3 separate regions of the Mus musculus genome follow, and regions 2 and 3 are each linked to region 1. A link is a loop called in an ENCODE intact Hi-C map of the cell type or tissue named here. Cell type or tissue: left cerebral cortex. All regions are shown on one strand. Links, peaks and the distances in the headings refer to the core of each region. The heading gives the core; the rest is flanking DNA. Region 1 holds the start of Gm51499 (a long non-coding RNA gene). Region 2 holds the start of Ate1 (arginyltransferase 1). Region 3 overlaps Fgfr2 (fibroblast growth factor receptor 2).

Evidence for each region. Hi-C counts contacts between places; a loop is a spot of excess contacts. Peaks named below come from ENCODE experiments on the same cell type or tissue, not always from the same donor. Only the 100,000 strongest peaks of a DNase experiment are listed, where the experiment ranks them.
Region 2: it touches region 1 in a loop (3-fold over the local background); 2 of 42 quality-filtered maps call a loop at or near these places.
Region 3: it touches region 1 in a loop (2.2-fold over the local background); 4 of 42 quality-filtered maps call a loop at or near these places.

The regions. Positions count from the first base shown.
Region 1 is chr7:129,650,287-129,656,959 of GRCm38, forward strand. Gm33122 (a long non-coding RNA gene) reads right to left here. Exons shown (of 5, transcript XR_869975.1): 2 at 3,563-3,876; 3 at 2,781-3,002; 4 at 410-1,270. Gm51499 (a long non-coding RNA gene) reads left to right here and starts at 1,051. Exons shown (of 3, transcript XR_003946877.1): 1 at 1,051-1,482; 2 at 1,726-1,875; 3 at 2,337-2,822. In left cerebral cortex, for the core only: a CTCF peak has its summit at 3,604 (motif pointing right); DNase peaks (open chromatin) are centred at 2,975, 3,612 and 4,754.
Region 2 is chr7:130,515,464-130,522,136 of GRCm38, forward strand. Ate1 (arginyltransferase 1) reads right to left here and starts at 4,117. Exons shown (of 12, transcript NM_013799.3): 1 at 3,893-4,117; 2 at 642-705. The coding sequence starts at 3,998. Gm4275 reads left to right here and starts at 4,128. Exons shown (of 4, transcript XR_869987.2): 1 at 4,128-4,382. In left cerebral cortex, for the core only: no CTCF peak of the experiment used is centred there; DNase peaks (open chromatin) are centred at 2,981, 3,400, 3,715, 4,179 and 1 more place; H3K4me3 peaks cover 2,448 bases; H3K27ac peaks cover 2,341 bases.
Region 3 is chr7:130,163,605-130,170,277 of GRCm38, forward strand. Fgfr2 (fibroblast growth factor receptor 2) reads right to left here. Exons shown (of 18, transcript NM_010207.2): 16 at 6,135-6,272; 17 at 4,099-4,204; 18 at 1-519. The coding sequence ends at 355. Among named protein-coding and RNA genes, the nearest start is that of Gm39096, 72 kb to the left of the region's middle. In left cerebral cortex, for the core only: no CTCF peak of the experiment used is centred there; a DNase peak (open chromatin) is centred at 3,840.

The DNA.
Region 1 (6,673 bases), core at 637-5,636:
GACTGTGTCCCCTTAAACCGTGTGTCAGAAACAATCCTGTCCTTTCCTTCCTTAAGTTGCTTCCCCATGTACCACAGCAGTGGGCGGCCTCCTGCCTGTCACCACCATCACACTTTAGATGAGGCTGTCACCTGCTGGACATCAAAGAGATCCGGGGAGAGGCACACAGACCTAAGGTTACATGGGCGCCCATGGAGGCTCCAGATCCAAGAGCATATCCCCATCTACGGACCCCCACAGACAGTCAAGGCCGCAGCATATTGTCTACCACTCTCAGCAGCTCTGCCGACTCCCCCAGTCCTAAGATCTAGTAACTGCATTGATGGCTGTGACCCCTGCAGGATCCTACAGGCCCCAAAGACTCTGTTTAGCACAGGTGTAAGTACTGTCATCCAGCTGGGACTCATACCTGTGACCAGCCTGGAACACAGGGGTGTGGGTCTGCAACTGATTCCTGCAGGCTGACGCTCCATTCTTTCACTGAGGGCACAGAGCGTTCAGGGACGGTAAGGCCCTGGGCCTTGGCAGATACCTAGAAGGGGTGGAGGGTGGGCAGGGTTGCTCACCAGTCACTCAGTTGCTCCGATTTTGGCCTCTCTCCAGACAGACAGAAGCAGTCTGGGGCCCAGTGGCCTGCTTTGGAGATGGGGCATGAGAGGGAACCCATTATAAAAGGGGAGGGGGTGTCGGGAGGATAGGAAATCTGCTCACATGGCATTTTCTGGGCACAATGCCACCCTTTAGAATCAGTAGAGGCAAGAATCTACAATTTAGCCACCCTCACTCCCATGGGTAACTTCCACTGTTGGGCTATGTGTGAGAGACACAATTTAGAAATAATCTTTTATTCTTGCAATGGACAGATATTTACAAAGCACTTCCTCTTGGCACCGTCCCACTCCTGCCCCTGACACTGTGGCACTGAGGCAGCTTTCCCAGGCAGTTTCCCAGAATTCCTCAGGCCTCAACCCTACTTCCTCCTTTGGAGTCATCTTTTCCAAAATGGCTGCCCCCTCCAGGTTCCTTCTCCTACCATCCTTTCTTGGATCCTTTCCCACAGACGCGCATGAACATCACTGTGCTTTTAGTTGACTGCTCTCAGTGCCTCCCCTCCTAGACAGAAGCCCCTCTCAGGCTCACTCTCACCTCTGAGGTGATGCTAAGATCACCTGTTTATCCTCAGGGCTGCTAGGATATAACATGCTCAAGAAATGCCTGTGGAATAATAAGAGAGGCCACTCTCGCACTCTCTTCCCATCGGGGCAGGCACCTGTTGAAGAAAGAGAGGATTTGAGAGGAAGGGGTCAGTGGGGTGGGGGGACATCGAAGCTCAGAGACTGGCATGGAGGGCTGCCCACCCCCGCCTATAAAAAGAGAAGCCCCTAGGAAAGGCATCGACAGCCCACCCAGAGCAGTGTCTCTGATGAGGAAGGACCAGTGTGGACGCCAGCATTCTTCCTGGAGCAGCATCTGTCTGGACAGGTAGAAGGGAGGCCCTGGTGGGTTCCTGGAACCTCTGCAGAGCATGCTTGTATGTACTTGCTCAGCTGGCACGCCATGAATTGTTTTGGGGCTGTCTTGTTAGGAGATTAAGTTTTCTTTTAAAAAGACGGGGGAGGAAAAAAAAAAAAAGAGTCTCTAGCAGGGGCCTGAGTGGAGCTGACCTCTGATGGCGGCAGAGTCTGACTGGCACTGCGTTTGTCTAATTAATCTTCTTGTCAACAGAGTTGTTCTCTGCTGGTGCCAGCCCTGACATCATCCTGCAAGCTTGTCACACCGGTTCCTATCCAGCTACAAAGGCCTCTCCTTGCTCCCTGCTCACACCAGCCAGCCCATCATGGACTGCTGTATTGCATATATCTGCGCGGCATCATGGTGAGGCTGGATCTCCAGGGAGGAGACAAGAGGAAAGAGAGAGGAGCCTTTCTGACTTAGAGGGGCCCTGTAGATCATGGCTGATAGGAAAGCTGGTCAGGGAGCGTGGAGGTAAGGGGCGTTTCATACTGGAAGGAGCCTGGTCACCACATGGAGCTAGGCACTGGCCTTTAGGCAGGGTTAAATTTCAGGGGGCACAGAATTCAATGATATAAAGAACATGGCTCCTTACTTCACTGAATTGCCCTCAAAATAGCCCTGGAAAATTTGGGTGGTAAAGCTGCAACATACACCTTTAAAGATCCAAGTAGGGATGTCACACTGACCCAGGCTTCCCTGGCTGGGGATACTGGTCACAGTGTGAGTTTGGGGACCTTAACTCAGGACTCAGACTTACAGAAAGAATGTAGGGCTCTTATGCCGGATGGGGCTCCCTAGGTGACCATGTTGCACCTCTGTAGGGACTTCTTAAAGTCAAATTCAGCCATACAAGCCCTCCCTGTTGGTGTCATTGTCAGTGTGCAATTTGATGTCCCTCAAGCACTCAGCACCACCTCACCTTGCGTGCCTGTCTACTCATTTGCCAGGTAAAGGTGGTACCGAGGCCTTCTCCTCCCCCACCCCCCCCCACCCATCCTATGCCGTTCTGGGAATTGATTCCAGGGCTGTCTATCACTGAGATACATCCTGAGTCCCCTTTGTACATTAATTTTGTGACAGAGTCACTAGATTGTCTAATCCTGTAATCCTCCTGCCTCGGCCTCCCCATGACTGGCATCCCAAGCCTGTGCCACCATGCCCATTCACCTGGCTTCTTAACCAAGAAAATCTGCTGAGACAGAAGACCAGGGGAGGGGAGTCTGTGAACTTGAACAGAGAAACATGACGTCATTATTTTTACTCACCTCTCGCTGCAGTTTAGCAGTTGATTCAATTACAAATCTAGGCAGAGTGCCCTGGAGTATTAGCATCGCCTGAGATGTTTTCTTTCCTCCAACAGAAATCACAGCTACTTTCATGGCATGTTACAATTGAGGCACTTATCTCAAAATATCATCTGGACTCATCACTATTTTGAGACGACTGTAGTTGACAGGCCCAGTCTTCAGATCTCGTTAACTCACAGTCTAAAAAAGAACATATATAGGATTATCTCACAATTTTAAAACATTTTGAAAACTGTGCTGAGTGCCGTGTGGGTGTGCTTTGCATTCCTCCTGTCTTTAAAATGCTTTTTTTTGCAAACACTCTGAGTAACTCGGGGCTTCTCCAGATTGCCGAGGGGGAGGGGGAGGGGGAGGGGGAGGGGGCGTCATCTAACTGCAAGCTTCTCTCATGTTCTCTTTCCCGGCTTCAATGCACACCTCCTGACCTGATTGATGCACAGTAGGTGTTCAGCACATTTTACTGACAGAATAAATGAATGGAAGCCAGTGTCTGAGCCTGTCTTTGTTCTGTGTCAGGAAACCATGTGTCTTTGAAGAAGCAGCAGATTCTGGACACCCTTACAATTCAGGTGCATCGGAGAAAAGCCCCGTCCAGCCCCAGAGCCCAGGCCTAATCAAAGCAGTATCTAATTGGCCCATTTCCTTAACTGATACAGCCACCCAGGCCTCCAACTCCCCGAGCATCACACTGGGGGATGGGGGATGTTCTCAAGAAAATGCCTCCATAATCCCAGGCTCACCTGGTTGGTCCTCTGGGAAGATCAGAGGGCGCGGCCCTTCTGCGATGCCCGTTCTTGCCACGAGATGGCGCTGTGGACCAGGCTGACCATCCTCTTAGTGCCTGGCTGAGCTGAATCTCTGGGAACATGGCTTTAGACTTCAGGCTTTTCGTGGGATGGGGTTTAGTTTCCATCTCTGTGGCCACAGGGGTCACGGTCTCCGACCTCACTGCAGCCCCACTGTGGTTAATCAGTAGCTGGTCAGTTATCCATCAGTTACCTATCAGTTACTCATCATCTCCAGACAGGTTAGACAGCACTGCGTTCTTGATGCCCTAGGGACAAACCACAGGATTACCCACTTTGGCACTGGACATCCACACACCTCTCATTTCCTCTTATTGGGGCTTAGCATAGGGGCCGTGAGCCAGGTCATGACCACCAGATGGATTCAAGTTCTAATTCAGCTATGTCTTGCTGACATCATTTTTTTTTCTCCCCGTGCAGCCCACAGGTTTGAAGGAGCCAGTGCTTCTGTGGACCAAGAACACCTTAGCTGGCATGTGCTCGCCAAAAGCTCCAGGCCAGTCATTGTCTGTGGTATTGATTTCCACAATGCTAGCCTCACTGTCTGTCACCCAGAAAGGACAATGTTCATCCCACCCACCCCCGTTCCTTTGTTCATAGGATCGTTATGGAATGAACATCTACAATGCTGTGCCCAGTCTGGCACTACACAAAAGACCAAATGAAGGTCAACCCTTGTACTGTTTATCCTGTAGAGGAACGGACGGAGTGGGCAGTTTAGCACCCGAGCCACCACCTCCTGCTGCTCTAATTGTGTCTCTGCCCCAGGTCTCAGAGGATTATGGCAGTGGTCCTATGCTCTGCCAGAGTCTTCAAGTTCTAGGTAAAACCTTAGCAGAGAGAGACATCCTTAGAGGGTGGTGAACATTCACCCTTAATTCCCTTAAAAATGACCTGGAAAAGCAAGTCCTGGATTCAAGCTGAAGTCACTCAGTTGGCCATGCTCCCTGCTTGCTGAGAGCACAGGGGTAGCCCCACCCCTTCACTCCCCAGCCCATCTCCAGGCTGCATCCTCAGTCTGGTCCATGTTATGTCTCTGGTGCATGTGGTTCCTAGCCTTACCTGGGCCAGGACCCCTGGCCACTGGGATGTGAAGGCCTCAGGCAGGCTTCTGTAAGCTGGCCGCAGGCCAGGGTGCCCACAATTAAGAGACTCATAGTGAAAGTAGATTCTTGCGGTTCCCAATCCGGGCAGAATTCCCTGGGTGTCTGGGGACAATCGCAGGCTGAGGGACTCCGAAGGCGCCAGTGTTACTGTTTAAAGTGTTATCGGCTTAATGAACTGCTTACGAAGTGTTAAATGAGGGCGATGAAATCCCAGCATCTGGGCCCCGCTTTTATTTGTAGACTTCAAGCTGGGCGCTTAGTGTTTGAAAAATGCCAATTAATGCTATCAATTCGAATTTCTAATGAGGACCAAGGAGGCTGTGTAGTCTTACCTGAGCTATTCCAAAATGCACCTGCACCCACAGAGACTGCAGAAATGGTTGTTGCTATTTGAGTAAGAGAGGAGGACATTGGGGGGGGGGGGTGTCACTGTACTCTGTGGCATAATCTGGTAGATTTATTTATTTATTCATTTGTTCATTTCTCCGTGCTAGAAGAAAGAACCACGAGTTGCCATCCACATAACATTTCCAGGGCTGACCTAGGAAGTTTGTTGTTGCTGCCCATTCGTTCCAGGTCAGAAAATAATAGACTGTGGAGGAATATTCCCTGGGCTTCCAGGAGGGAACTTTCTGAGCCACCCTCTAGTCGAAGCAAGCTGAATTTGGGGGAGCCGGAAACAATGTAGAATTACTCCCTCTCTCCTAGGGTTTGTGAGTCCTCTCACCAGTGTGACGTCAGTCCTGTACCTCAGCAGCCATGTTTCTTGCCTCAGACACTCCGCAGCGTTACCCCCAGCAACAGCATTCCAAAGCAAACTTTCCAGTTTCCAGGGAACATGGAGCAAATGTTTAAATCAGTCGAAGTTAAACTAATGAGAGGAAGGCAGAAAAGAAATCCCCAACTTTCTTCTTGCCTTGTACAGACATTGCTTTTAATCTGCTTCATGCTTTGGGGACCCTTTTATCCCCATCTTGAAAGGAGCGTTACACAAAGCGAGGAAGCTCGGCAAACGCGGAGGTGTCTGGGTACGGTGCTATGGAAGAGCTCTGACAAACTCACGTGGAGGGGAAGCAGAGGGTTTGGGGGATTTGGATGGAGCCGCCTGCAACCTGACCTGGAGCTAGAAAGATGCCCAGGATGGAAGCTTCACTTTGCAGATGGTGTGCCAGCAGCCCAATCAAGATAGCTCCTGAGAGAGCAGTGAGGGGAACCCATTCCTCAGCACGCTGACAGGTCCTTAATGAGCAGCTAGTAGTCTCATTTAGGGACATTCACCTGCCTGGGCACAGTGGAGATGATTAGATGAGAACCGGCCCTTTCAGGTTAGTACCCAAGGATCCACTTTCTAAAAGGAGAGTGCCTGCACAGATTAATTTTTGAGCCAAGCTGGTCTTGCAAGGCTGGGTCTCTTCCCTCACTCTGCTCTTACTGCATCCTCCACTGCAAAGCACCAGGCCGGGACGAGCAGAGGCAGACATTGAAGCAAGAGTTTCTGGGAGGTGCTCTGTAGCTCCATTATCATGGTAAGACAAGCCGGCTGGCTGCCTCGGGTCAATGAGAATTATGTACAGAGCAGGCCTGTAGTAGCCTGCAATGTTTCTTTTAAGAAATGTCTGGTAGCTTGATCCATCCCAGAATATTTTTTGAGAGAGTATTTTTAAAGTATTCTATCATGGGGGCGTGGGAGGCAGTGTATCGTAAAGTGTCGATGCCAAAAGAAACCACAAACAGATGGGCCAATAGACCCGAATGTCTCAGGCACAGAGATGATGGAGATAAGAGGTTACTATGTGGTAAAGATCCACGGAGAAAAGGAGATTAGCCAATAAGTGATAGGAGAACCAGCCATGTGGGAGAAATCAGAGATAATCCCCAGTTTTCCCCATAGATCAGAATAAATTCCACATATATTTAGCATCAGGTAAACCTCTACTCC
Region 2 (6,673 bases), core at 526-5,525, 870 kb after region 1:
GTACACACACACATATAATAAAAATATTTTAAAACAATTTTTTTAATGAATGCCAAGTACCATCAAAAATTTATATTAATTTTTCTTTTTTGTTTTTGAGACAGGGCCTCATCAAGTAGCCCTGGCTGGCCTGAAGCTCACTGTGTAGACCAAGCTATTCTCAAACTCACAGAGATCCACCCACCTCTGCTCCCTAGTGCTGGGATTACTGGCCTGGGACACCACATTCAGCAACAGATAGTGTTAATTTTATAAGATGATAAAGGCATGGTAGATAAGTTAAAAGGGAAACTATTTCTTCTCAGATATGTATGTTGCAATATGCTTTCTGCAATAATAATTAACATGTAATCTACTGTCAAATGCTTTGGAGAGGAGGGAAAACATAGAGAATCAGTGAAAAAATAGAATAATTCCAGAAACTGTCAAAGGTTAGTAATAAGCATACAAGGTATGTAATATATTTTACTTTATGCATAATTTTTAACTTTGCCAATAAATTTCTAAGAACAAAAAACTACACTACACAAAAGAACATAATAAACAGCTCCGTAAAAGAATATCCTGAGGGCAATTCTCACTATGCAGCTATAAGAAGCAACTAAGCAATAACAAAACGCATCTGTGTTAAAGAACCTTACCTTCTCCATCCTCGGTCTATAAGATCCTGATAATCCTGCACTGTCATGGAATGTGCCCACATGCCTGAAAAAGTAAGTACCATGTTAGCTCCAGCACACCCTATTGTCTTCTTGTTAAAACCCTTAAGTGTTCTTTACAAGAAAAAACAGGTAAGTTAGAGGAGGTGTGGTAAAACTGCAAAGGCAGAGACAGGTGGATCTCTGGGCATCCCAGGCCAGACTGGGCTACCTAGTTAGACCCTGTGTAAAAAATAAATTAAAAATAAAAATGGCAAATTTAGACTAAAGTTCTAGAACATTCAAATTGGAGTAAAAAAAAGTCTGCATTTACTTTACACCTAACATAATACGTACAACACAAACAAAAAATAAGTTATATTAATTCTAAGGTAGGAGTGGTGACACAAACCTGTAATCCTAGAATTTAGGAGGTAAATGCATGTGGAGTCAGATGGTGGAGTCAGGAGTCAGGAGTCAGGGTTTAAGACCAACCTCAGCTATATAATAAATTTGAAACCAACCTGAGTAACATAAGATCCTGTGTGTTTGGGGGGGAGGGGGTATTAAGTCAGGTGTGGTGGCACACACCTTTGATCTCAGCACTCAAGAGGCAGAGGCAGGAACATCTCTATGAGTTCAAGGCCAGCCTTGGCTACAAAGTGACTCTAGGAGTCCAGGCAAGTCAGGGCTATATAAGAGACCCATTCTCAAAACAGGAACAAAAAAAAAAGAAATCTAATCTAAAGAATCAAATATATCAAAAGTGACTCCTACTCCATTTAATTAAAAATTAATAAATCATCTCAATTCTCACTGGAATTGTAGACTTCACACAAACTTTCAGAGAACCTCCAGTGAGTTAACACACTGGTCTCACCTATTTGAGAGTTGCCATTAATTAGTTTACCTTCTATTGCTATGCAAGAAACACTATAATCAAATATGGTTTCGGGGTGAAAGGGTTTATTTCCTCTTACAGCTCACAAGGCATCATAGAAGGAAGTCAGAGCAGAAACTGGAGTCAGGGCCCTGGAAGCAAATACCTCAGGGCAGGGATCTAAAGGCAGGAAGTGAAGCAGAGGTCGGGGAAGAACACTGACTACTGACTAGCTCTTCTTGGCTTGCTAGAACTGGTTTCTTGTACATCCCAGTACCCCATGCCCAGAGCTGGGCCCTCCTATATTAATCACTAATCAAAATATGTCACAAAAGACTTAACTACAGGCCATGGGAGAGCGGCAGTTTCTCAGTTGAGGTTTCCACTTTCCAGGTAACTCTAGCTTGTGTCAAGCTGACCAGCACAAAGGTATGTTAGTTCTACTACTTGCTATGCATAATATATATAGCACAGGCTTGACCCTTAAAAATAGGACAAACATATACAGACATACTCATTCAAAATAAATGAACTGACAGTAACTGGCATCCCAAGGGAACAAGATGATGATGACAGAGCCTCTGAAATTATCAATTCAGTGAAATAACTATGACACTGTGGACGAGGGGACAAAAATGATGGGGATTAACATGTAAAGGACATACCTGAACTAAAACTTAAAACGACGAGTTTTTTTCTTCCTGAAGAAATTGTACCAGCTATATATAGAAACATGCTTTATAGAGTGGCAAGCGAGGAGGGGAGAAATGGTGTCAAGTTCCAGTAAAAATGTTAGCATACCAGTTCTATAACCTTCATTTCAGTTCCTGCCCCAAGGTTCCTTCCTGCCTCCACTTCTTGCCCTGACTTCTCAATGGAGCGAAAGCTCTAAGACGAAATAAGCCCTTTCCTCCCCAAACTGCACTTGATCATGGTGGTTATCACAGCAATCCAAAGCAAAACTAGTGACTAGTCACTCGCTGACACCAACAAGTTATTCTGAGCCTCAAAGGAATCCTCTGTAGTTCTGAGGCCACTCAGATATAACAAGAGTTCCTACAACAGTCACCCAACAGAAGAGTGCCTTACAGGAAAGACGAAAACTGAAATGCTGGGAATTTATAGTTATCTTTCTAGATGATAAAACTGTTCTTCAACAAATCTTGAAGCACAAAATATTTATATTGTCCAATTTTCTCTAATACGAAATTACTAGGGGTAGGGGTAGTAAGGTCCTCCCTATTAAAATATGTTTCAGTCACATAATACTGGCAAATATTATAGTCAGAATATAAAAATTCTGAAAAAGAATAGTATCTCTATCACTCAAAGTGAGCCACTGTCATTTGATGTGCTTTCTTGGCCTTATTTGGGCTTTATTGGACCGTATTCCTCTCAGCTGTCACGTGTACTCGGCTGTCATCTGCATCCTGTTTATTTAACCCTATGCTCCAAGCGTTTTTTTCACTTAACTGGTCTTCGTAATCCGTGCATCTAACGATTGTATAACTGTCTACCCAAGGCCGCGGTTCACCTAATAATACACTTTCTCCTAATAAACACTTTTAATGCATCCATAAACCAAAATCCCGTGCACAGCCAAACCACTAAACTGTCTTTCAAAACGGGTAAATCTCTAACCTAAATTTATAGTCAAGTTACCTTGCTTCCACCTGCAGGATTATTCTAAACCATCCATCCTAGATTCTGTATTTGCCGATCATGACACGGCAGACAATAAGTACATATTCGGCTTACAAACAAATCTTCCGTAAGAAACCTGAATCCTAGCCCGGTGGTGATGCACACCTTTGATCCCAGACCCTCGGGAGGCAGGGGCAGGCGGATCTCTGAATTCCAGGCCAGCCTGGTCTACAGAGTGGATTCCAGGACAGCCAGAGCTACACAGAAAACGTTTGTCTCGAAAAGCCAGAAAAATAAAATAAAATAAAAAGAAAAGAAACCTAAAGCCTGAAGGAACACCGTTATTACGGTCTTCAAGATGGATTGGCACAATGACATGGTATAAATCCCTGATTTAAAAAAAAAGTCGAGCAGGTATTTTATCAAAATATCAAGCCGATCTCGGTTTCCAGTACGTTCTCCCAGACACTTTCTCCAAAATGACAGCGAACAGGTGTGCACGCACACGCCCCTCTACACATGCAGCAGGGGGCCTCGGCTGCCGCGGGGATGGATGCAGGGCGGCCGTCAGCTCCCAGGAGCCTCCCCATCTCCCTTCCCGTCTCCCAGAGCAGCCGCTGAGGGAGCAAGGGTGGAGGACACCCGGCTCTTCACGACGCTCCCCCAGGCTGCGGCCACCCAAGACCCTCACAGAGCCCGAAGCACACGCCCGCCGGCCGAGCTCGCTCACCATAGGAGCGACTGCCCAACTTGTTCTTGCAGTAGCCACACTGGAAGGAGGTCTGGCCCTCAAAATACTCTACAAGGCTAGGTGAAGGCGCGCTCCAAGAAGCCATGTCCGCGACCCCGCCGCCGCTGCGCCACCCAGTCCTACGCAGCCGCCGCTACCGCCGCCTTCGCCTCCACCACCCCACAATGCAACGCGCGCGCCTCCGAAGATCGCGCGAAGCCACTCGAGTGCTCCCGGGCTGGAAGGACCGGACGCCCTACGTCACTGACGCCGCCCGCGCCATGTTGACTGCGGGCAGCCGTCCGCTAGTTCCGTTCCTCCTCTGTGAGGGGCGGCTACCCCCTAGGGAGGGCGAGGGCGGGAAGACCGGGATGGAAAGGAAGCCGGCTGAGGAGAGACCAATGGGACCGGGAAGCTGGAGTCGGGTGACCAACGGCCTCAACCCGCGCGGCAGGCCTGCCAGGACGTAGCGAGAGCCTGGCTGAAGCCGGTAAAGGCGACCTGGACGGCGGGACACTCACCACACGACGTCTTGCCCTCCCTGGACTCGCAGTAGCCGCAGTAGTAGCCGGCCTTCAGGCCCTTGTATTCCACCACCGAGGCCATGGCCGCCGCTGTGGGCTTGAGGAGCGGCCACGCCTCTCAGCGCGGGGAACCTCGGGGAAGGGCCGAGAGCGCGGGGGTTGCCGGGTTCGCGGCTCTCCGCCGATCCCCGGTCAGGCCACTGGCCGCCAGCCTGGGTTGCAGGGGTGCGTCTCGGAACCCAGTGTTTAGTGGCCAGCAGGTTACTTGTCCAGTCAACAGCAGTCCTTGTCACTGACGCGATCTCTCAGCCCGCTTTACAGATAGGGAAACTGAGGCTCCAGGTTGGGATTCACCCGGTCATTTGCGCTCTGTAGTTGAAGGTTAACCTCGAGTTCTGCGCCTGACCACCTGTGAGGAACGAGGAGCCGGAGCTGGCTTGATAGAGAGGGATCTAGAATCCAAACAACTCTGCTAGAGCGGAATGTCCAATGACGAAGCGACACTTTCCTCTTTTAAAGGGAGTTTTAAATATCACTCAAAAAGAATTTTTAACTCTTCAGGCTGAACATTTACATAATCTGAATTCACTCCATGGGTCTCCAATTTGCAAAGAACGTGTTTTAGGGAATGAGGTTGTGAGGCAAAGTGTAAAAATAAAGGCATGCTCCTACCAAGATAATATTCCTTAGCTTTCTCCTCTGCGTACACAGATGTTTAAGTCTGTCTGGCATAATTTCCATAGTCGACAATATGGTGAATTCCTTTTTGCAGTGTCTAGAAAGTGCAATCAGGAAACTTTTTTTTTTAATTATGTTTGTGGGTGTTTAGCCTGCAAGTAGATATGTGTACAACCTTCATCCAATGCTGGAGGCATCCAGAAGGCATTGTAGACCCTGAAACCTTGACGGGCAGACAATTCTGAGCCACTCATGTAAGATTGAAAGGATGGAAAAATACAGCCTCAACTCCAGCCTCCTAAGAAGCCCTAAATACCACAAATTCCAGACCCTGCTCCCTGCCAGTATACAGGTAAAAGGTCACACTTCCGTGCTGTTCCAGGGCCCGCTTCCTGTATGGAACTAGGTGAAAGAGCATTAAGACAGACCCTTGAATACGTGATCCTGGCCTAGTAAGATAACAGGAGGAGAGGAGCTGACTAACTGCTTATCTAGCAACTGTAAAGTGCTTGCACAATGGAAGGAAAGATTACACACTGAAAGAACTGCGTGGGGTCTTGATGCTATGAAATGATTGGTTTGCGAAACGCAGGCTTTGTTGTAACCCCATAAAAGCTGTCCCAATTCTGCACTCGTGGTCCGTGGTCCTCTACCCCTGCGTGGTGTACTGGGCCCCAGAGCACGCCTGGAATAAAAAGTCCTCTTGCGGTTTGCATCAAGGCCGTTTCTTGTGAGTGATTTGGGGTGTCGCCTCTCCTGAGTCAGAACGTGGGGGAGTCCTCACTTTGTGGGTCTTTCAACATCAAATATGATGCTGGGAACCAAACTCTGTGTCTTCTGCAAGATCATCAAGTGCTCTTAACCACTGAGCCACCACCTCTCCTGCCGGTGAACAAACTTATTTTTCAACTGTTAATGAACCTAGATGACCTAGAACTCTGGACCTCCCCCCCCCCCGCCCCCCAGGCTCCACTGTGCTGGAATCCCGGGTGTGCACCACTGTACATGGCTAAATGTATAAACTTTTAAAGGAAATTTCAACGGTTTTGACCCTAAGGTTTTCCGTGCTAAAGATGCATCTAGTTAAGTTTAATAATGAATTCAGGGCCTGGTGACCAACGTTGTTCATACAGTTGTTTAAGAACCTAGCAGGTGACCATGTAATACAGAAGTGTAAAATTAGAACTTGTTGCAGCTCAGTGCCCATAGTTTTATGGAACACTTCATCTGCTTCATGTTTCATACCAAGGATCAATGGATTGACCCAAAGAGGGCAGAAGGCCCTGCTCTACATAGAAGGTACGCAGAAAGGCTTTTGACCTTTTCTTGAACAATAGCTCCCCATCCCACACAGCAGAAATAATTTCACTTTTTTTTAAAAGATTTATTTATTATGTCTAAGTACACTGTAGCTGTCTTCAGACACACCAGAGAGGCTGTCAGATATCATTACAGATGGTTGTGAGCCACCATGTGGTTGCTGGGATTTGAACTCAGGACCTTTGAAAGAGCAGTCAGTGCTCTTAACCGCTGAGCCATCTCTCCAGCCCTGATTTCACTTTTTTTAAAGATTATTTTT
Region 3 (6,673 bases), core at 1,113-6,112, 510 kb after region 1:
GTGTGTGCTGACATATATCTTCTCCAATTATTACAAAATTAACAAGGAAGGCAGAACACCTGTCTGCCTTGAGTCCAACTGGGGCACAGCCAGCATACATGGTGGGTCAGAGAGGGTGGCATGGTGGCTTGCGGCTGTCCACTTATCAGGAAACAGTCTTCCTTTCCTGGTTAGGTAACATGTTTCCAACTGTATAAATCTTTACACACGTGACAAATATGCTTCCCACTATTTACTCCTCTGATCCATATATACAAGTGGAGGCGTGTCACAGGCTCTGGAGGCACAGCCTCTCTGCTCAGTGTAAGTAGGTTCCTGGTGCTGTCCTGTTTGGGGACAGGAAGACACATTCACTCATGTTTTAACACTGCCGTTTATGTGTGGATACTGAGGCAGACAGGGTTCATAAGGCATGGGGTCTGGAGAAAACACAGAATCGTCCCCTGAAGAACAAGAGCTCCTTGTGTCGGGGTAACTAGGAGAATACTGTTCGAGAGGCTGGGTGAGATCCAAGTATTCCTGCAAGAAGGGAAGAGAGACGTTTTATTTCACCTTGGGTCAGGATAACAAGGTGAATACGGTTCGAGAGGCTGACTGAGGTCCAAGTATTCCTGCAAGAAGGGAAGAGAAGAATCTCATTTTAAACAGAAGCTCCTGAAAAATCTCTATCAGATTTGGGAAGGGACGGGGAACCCCCAGGAAGCTTTCCAGAGGCCTAGCTCACCCCAGTGTACAAAGACCTCCCTGATACCCCAACTCCATTCACTCCAGGCTACCCTGAACTTTTCTCTTACGACACAGCATCTATAAACCACCAGCAGGCAGCAGACCATAAAACATAGTGAACTGCTGGTAGCAGGCAGTGAGCTTGCCCACTCTGCTACAGGACCTCGGTGACCCACTATATACAGCCCTCTTCACTACGGCTCACAATCGGAGTTTAAGACCCAGTGAAGTAAACCCAGCAGGACCCTTTACAAAGCCAGGACATGAATATGTATTTTCGGAATCACATTCTACAGTTGTCATTTCTAGGATCATTTAGGGGAGAAGTCATCTCCGTTTGTTGCACAGTTTAACAGATATAATCCATTACCCTCAGGAGCTCCAGAGTAAGCAACAGAAACGGGTTAGGGAAAGGTGTGGCTACCCTCATGGATGTTAAGCCCGTAATGGGCTGTCAAAGGAAGTCTAGGGAAAGGGAAGTTTCAGTACTGAAACTGAAGTTCATAAAAGTTTCTCTGCTCCCCAACACATCCCTGGCTGCTACCAAGGTCCCTTTGGGTCACTCTCTTCCTCCAGCTCAGGACAAGGCTCAAACCCATGTGTGTTTCTGTTTGGTCCATGAACTAAGGCGACTTCTCAACATTTGTACATGGCTAGTAGAAAAATCAAATTGAGTCATATCTTTTGGCAGCCAATGACATGAAATGATATAAATTTATATGAAATTATATAAATTTCCCAGTTTCAGAGTCCATAAAGTTTAGTGGAACACAGACCCTCTTTATTTACATAGAGCTGTGGCTGCTTTCATGCTAGAATGGCAGCTTCGACAGAGACCATATGGCCTTGAAGCTGAAAATGTTTACTCTTTGGGCCTTACAGAAAGTACTTACTAACTGACCCTGGACAAAACTAGAAGGGATTTCTCTTTATGTCTCTCTGTCTCTCTCTGTGTCTTTCTGTTTCTCTCACTGTGTCTCCGTATGTCTTTGTGTCTCCTGAATCTCTGTTTCTCTGTCTCTTTCTGTGTATATCTATCTCCTTCCTCCTGTCCTCTCTCCCTCCTTCTTTCCTTCCTTCCTTCCTTCCTGTAAGTATCTCAAGTATTCCAGGCTGGCTGGCTACCAATACTATGTGACTAAAGATAACCTTGAACTTCTAATCCTCCTGCATCTATCTCTCCAAGTGCTGGGATTACAGGTGTGTGAAGCCACACTCAGTTTCTGTAGTACTAGGCGGTTGAACCCAGGGCTGTGTGCACGCTAAGCAAGCACTCTTATCAACTGAGTTACATTCCCAGTCCTGATAAGATTTCTAACCAGGGGCCTTTCTTGTCTCACTGTCTAAGGCACTGGCACAATAGGGTGGCTTTGCTTATGTACCCAATAGCCAGCAACTCCTATGACATACAGTTTTTCTGAGAGGGGGCAAAAAGCGCAGACTACAGCACAAACAGCCTCAGCATTATCAGCAGAGAGCCCATGGAATGTTGGCGATCATAGGGTTTAAAAGACAAAAACCCACTATAATTCATCACTAGGGTTGGCAAGAGAAAGAGTCGCCATCCAAGAAGGGGGATGTATCGGCTCCAACAACATCAGCATTAACTGTACAACCAGAAACAAACACACCCACCACATCAAAAGAGGACTTTTTGCTTACAATGATAAAAATGAAATTTTGTCCTAAATAGAACCATTTTTCTTAAGCATGTGGTAATGATTTTAAGAAGGAAAGAAACTTCGATTTTTATATCCGTTAGACAATATGGCATTCTGCTTTCTTATTTTAGAAAAAGCATATAAAGTTCAGTAGGAATGGGTCCCCCTTTAAGCATAAATATATCAATACGTAACTTTGAGTACGGACCTGGGATCATTAAATGAAAGCCTAATGCCCTTCTAGTTTCTAAATGAAGCTGTAACCTTCAGATCTGACTGGGGGTGGGGGGCAAGTATCACTGGATTCCAAGCCTAGGGTTAAAGGAACTTAGGCTAGAAACAACAGTTTTGGCAGGAGAAGAAAGTTGGCTTTTTTTTCCCTCCCCCCCTTGAACTATTCCTTTCCTTTCAACTTCTGAAGGTCAGCTGTGTTCATTTAAATGCAAGCTCTCCCTTTATCCAGTACAAGCCACAGCCAAGAGCACAAGAAAGGGCTGCCACGTTAAAGCTTTATATCTCTACATTGGGCCGGTTTTCTTTGTCTTTTTATGCGATCTATTTGTTTTTTAAATCAGAAATCAGCTGTATTCTTTCTTTTCCTTTTAAGGATCTGGGAGATTCAAAACCTTTTCTTTATTGGTGTGAAAACAGCTGCATCTACCTTTTCTTTGGGAGGAAATATTGTTTGGTTCAGAGAATATCTCAAAATTCATGTAGAGTTTCCCTGGACTGTGTGGGCCTAACTGCTCATAGAATATTCCTTCTAAAACCCTAAAGATTGTTCAATTTATGTTGAAGCCAGAGACAGGGCTTTATATAGGCAAAGAGTAACAGAAAATGCTATCTTTGGTGGGCATAAATTATAGAGAAAATAAAATATTTTATGTGTGTATTCATATGGATTTGGGTGTTCATGCATGCGGAAGCCTTGTTTTATGAGACAGGAGCTCTCTTGGGACTTGAAGCTTTCCTTCTAGGCTAGGTCAGCAGACTATTGCGTTCTAGGGGTCCACCAGTCTCCGCCTCCCCAGTGCTGGGATAACAAGAAAACCCCACCACACCAGGCTTTCCGTATGAGTGCTGGGTATCAAACCCATGTTTGTGTGGTAAGCACACTGCTGGCAGCTAGCTCCCCACCCCTCAACCCCACCCCTATGATCAATATTTTAACTACAGACACCAACTGTCACTTAAAAATTCTGTCACTTAGAATTATACAATGTAAGTCACACATGATATGTATGACACACATGCCACACAGAAAGATCCAAGCCACATGCCTTCCCAGACAGGATCACATAAGGCAAGTGACATGTGGAAAGGACAGAATGTCACTGCCTTCCATCAAGTTGGTCAGCCGCTGAGCACAAGCAGCATTCACACTAACCAACAGGACATGGGATCCGGGGCGCATGTTACATGCCAGCACCTTCCCACGCATACCAAAACACTACCACAAAACATTTCCACCTCTCCCTCTGCCTACACAGACACCCTGGGCCTCAGCCTCCAGTCTTGTGAGTCAGAATTCTCAAAGTTCCGTTCTGAGAAGGAAAAAAAAAAACCCTGACTGAAAAGGAGCACACAGTTTAACTCTGCCTGACCCTAAAAATGGTGGGGGCTCCCAACTCCAACACTGGAGCTTGTATTCAACAAACAGGCAATTCCTGAGCTAAGCAGGGGCTCTGAGCTTCTGGAGGGACGCTTTTACCTCATTGGTTGTGAGAGTCAGAATTCGATCCAAGTCTTCGACCAACTGCTTGAATGTGGGTCTCTGTGAGGGTACAGCATGCCAGCAATCCCTCATCATCATGTACCTGCAGAAAGGATTTCTCTGGTCAACTGGTGTCACCAAGCATGTGACATACAGATGTGGTTACTTCTAACAGGTGGCATGGAGACAAGCCCTAGATAAGAAAATGTAACTACACAAACACTACCATTACAGAAACTTCTCTGTAGACAGAATGTTATAGGAGGGTGGCTCTGTACCCAGACAGAGGTAGGTGTGTGTGTGTGTGTGTGTGTGTGTGTGTGTGATAGAGGCTTCACCTCTATCTCTGTGACAGTGTGACCTACCACAGCATTGGATACTTTTCAGAATCCTCTAGAGAGTGGAAGGGGACAGGTTTACAGCCTGCCTCCCTTCTCCTTCCCCAAATGCTCCCTCTTGAACTACACTTTGGGTTTTGTTTTAAAAAGTCTGTTGACAAAAGTTCCTCAGTTTTTTTAAAAAAAAAAAAAAATCAGAAACTACCACTTGAAGGTTTGTGCCAACTAATCTGCCACCAAGGAGCTTTGCACTAACTTCCTGATCAACTCTCGGGGCAGTCCGAGCTTCCCGCCTTATCTTGATTATGAGTTTCGACAGACCCTCTATGTTAGAAAAAGCGACAGGAACACGAGGCACACAATAAATGCCTTTATATAATACGCTATAAAAAGTGGCCATTCATTAGCCTTCCACTGTACACCAGAAAGCGCTCATGGGATTACTGCTCTAAAATCCCCATGAAGAAACACACAATAGAAGGCGGTCTCAGGGACAATCGCTTTCTTAGTTTGCCCCAGAGGAGGGGGCAGCACCTCACTGCCCAAGGCACGCGTCATTAACACAACACAATTTCTCTTACAGTGTGAGGGAGGCATTCCTAGAAACCAGCCCACACTTTCATACTCAGAAATGGTACCCCAATGATGGCATCCAGGTAAACTTGGAGTTCCCAGCTCTCAAATATGGGTAAGCAAACACAGCAACCCATTCAATCTGAGGAAGTGTGGTTGATGGAATGGCAACTTTCTTTTCATATTTTTTGTTCTTGCCCACTCTCGTGTGTGTGTGTGTGTGTGTGTGTGTGTGTGTGTGTGTGTGTGTATGTATGTGTGTGTGCGCGCACACACATGCTGGCCTGCATGCGCATTTGGGAGTTGGAGGTCAACCATGGATACTGTTCTTCAAAAACCATCTATCTTATGCTTCGAAACAGAGTCCCTCGCTGAGACTTGAAGTTTGATGGTTTAGGCTAGGCTGCTTGCCTAGCAAGCCCCAAGGATGCTTGGCTCTACCTCTGCTGTCTGTGGGATTACAGGTGCGTACACCACTGCCCTCAGCTTTTGATGTAGATGTTAGGAATGAATTCAGGTCCTTATGCTTGTGTGGTAATCACTTTACCAAATAAGCTACCTTCCCATCCCCATCACTTTGTAAAAAATTAACTTTTTTTCACTTTATTTTATCGAAAAAAGGGTCTCATTTTGTGGCCCAGGCTGGCCTCAACTTTGCCTTCCTGCTCCAGCCTCCATAATGCTGGGATTATAGTATGAGCCACCGTGCTTAGCTGTCGTGACGATCATCCGTGGTTAAGGGTGCTTTGGAAGGAGCCCATTTCCTACTTGGGATTGCCAGCACTGTGAACAACCATGTCTATTTTACAGGGGCAGCCCCAAAGCATCCTAGCATGCCTGACCTATGGAGTACTCCTGTCAGTGTGTGGCTTTCCCTTCCCATGGCAGCCAGATTTAAGGCCCACTCCACACACTTTGGCAGGATGCTGCTCATTCTTTTGGATAAGCCACAGTTGTCTGTGTAAGTATCTATCTCAGTACTGGGATTGAACCCAGGCAACTCCAGCCATTCTTCTTAGCATGCTTAGAAAATGGGAGCCTGAGGAACCCAAGACATGTCTGGAGAGAGGACAGATGGGATGAGCCCACTGCACTGTCAGCAGGGGTGGCTACAGCCCTTACAGTTCATTGGTGCAGTTGGTGGGCTTGTCCATCCTGTGTCCCTCTTTGAGCAGCTTAAAAAGTTCCTCCACGGGAATCCCTGGGTAGGGTGAGCCCCCTAAAGTAAAGATCTCCCACATTAACACCCCGAAGGACCAGCTGCAAAGAAAAGAGAAAACATAGCATTAGTAATGCGTCCAGATTGCAGAAACCTAAACATGTCAGTTAAAAAAAATAAACACCCACTCACTTCTTACATCCATAGATAAATGAGCCCTCCCGCAATCCATCCTACATGCCCTTTCCTGACCCCCAAGGAGCCTCCCTAAATGAGGACGACATGTGGATGGTCTGATGGAATTTTCCATAGATAGACAAAGAGCCCCACGGCCATCTCTTAAAGTTCTTTGTCTTTTCTGTGGTGATAGTCATGCGGTGGGGGGGGTGGGGGTGGAGGTGGGAGGGTCTTGACTCCTTGACTTCAGACTTCTCCTCTCTAAATCAGCCATCTCGCTGTGTGGCTGACACAAGAACCTGGATCTACAGATGACAGAATAAGG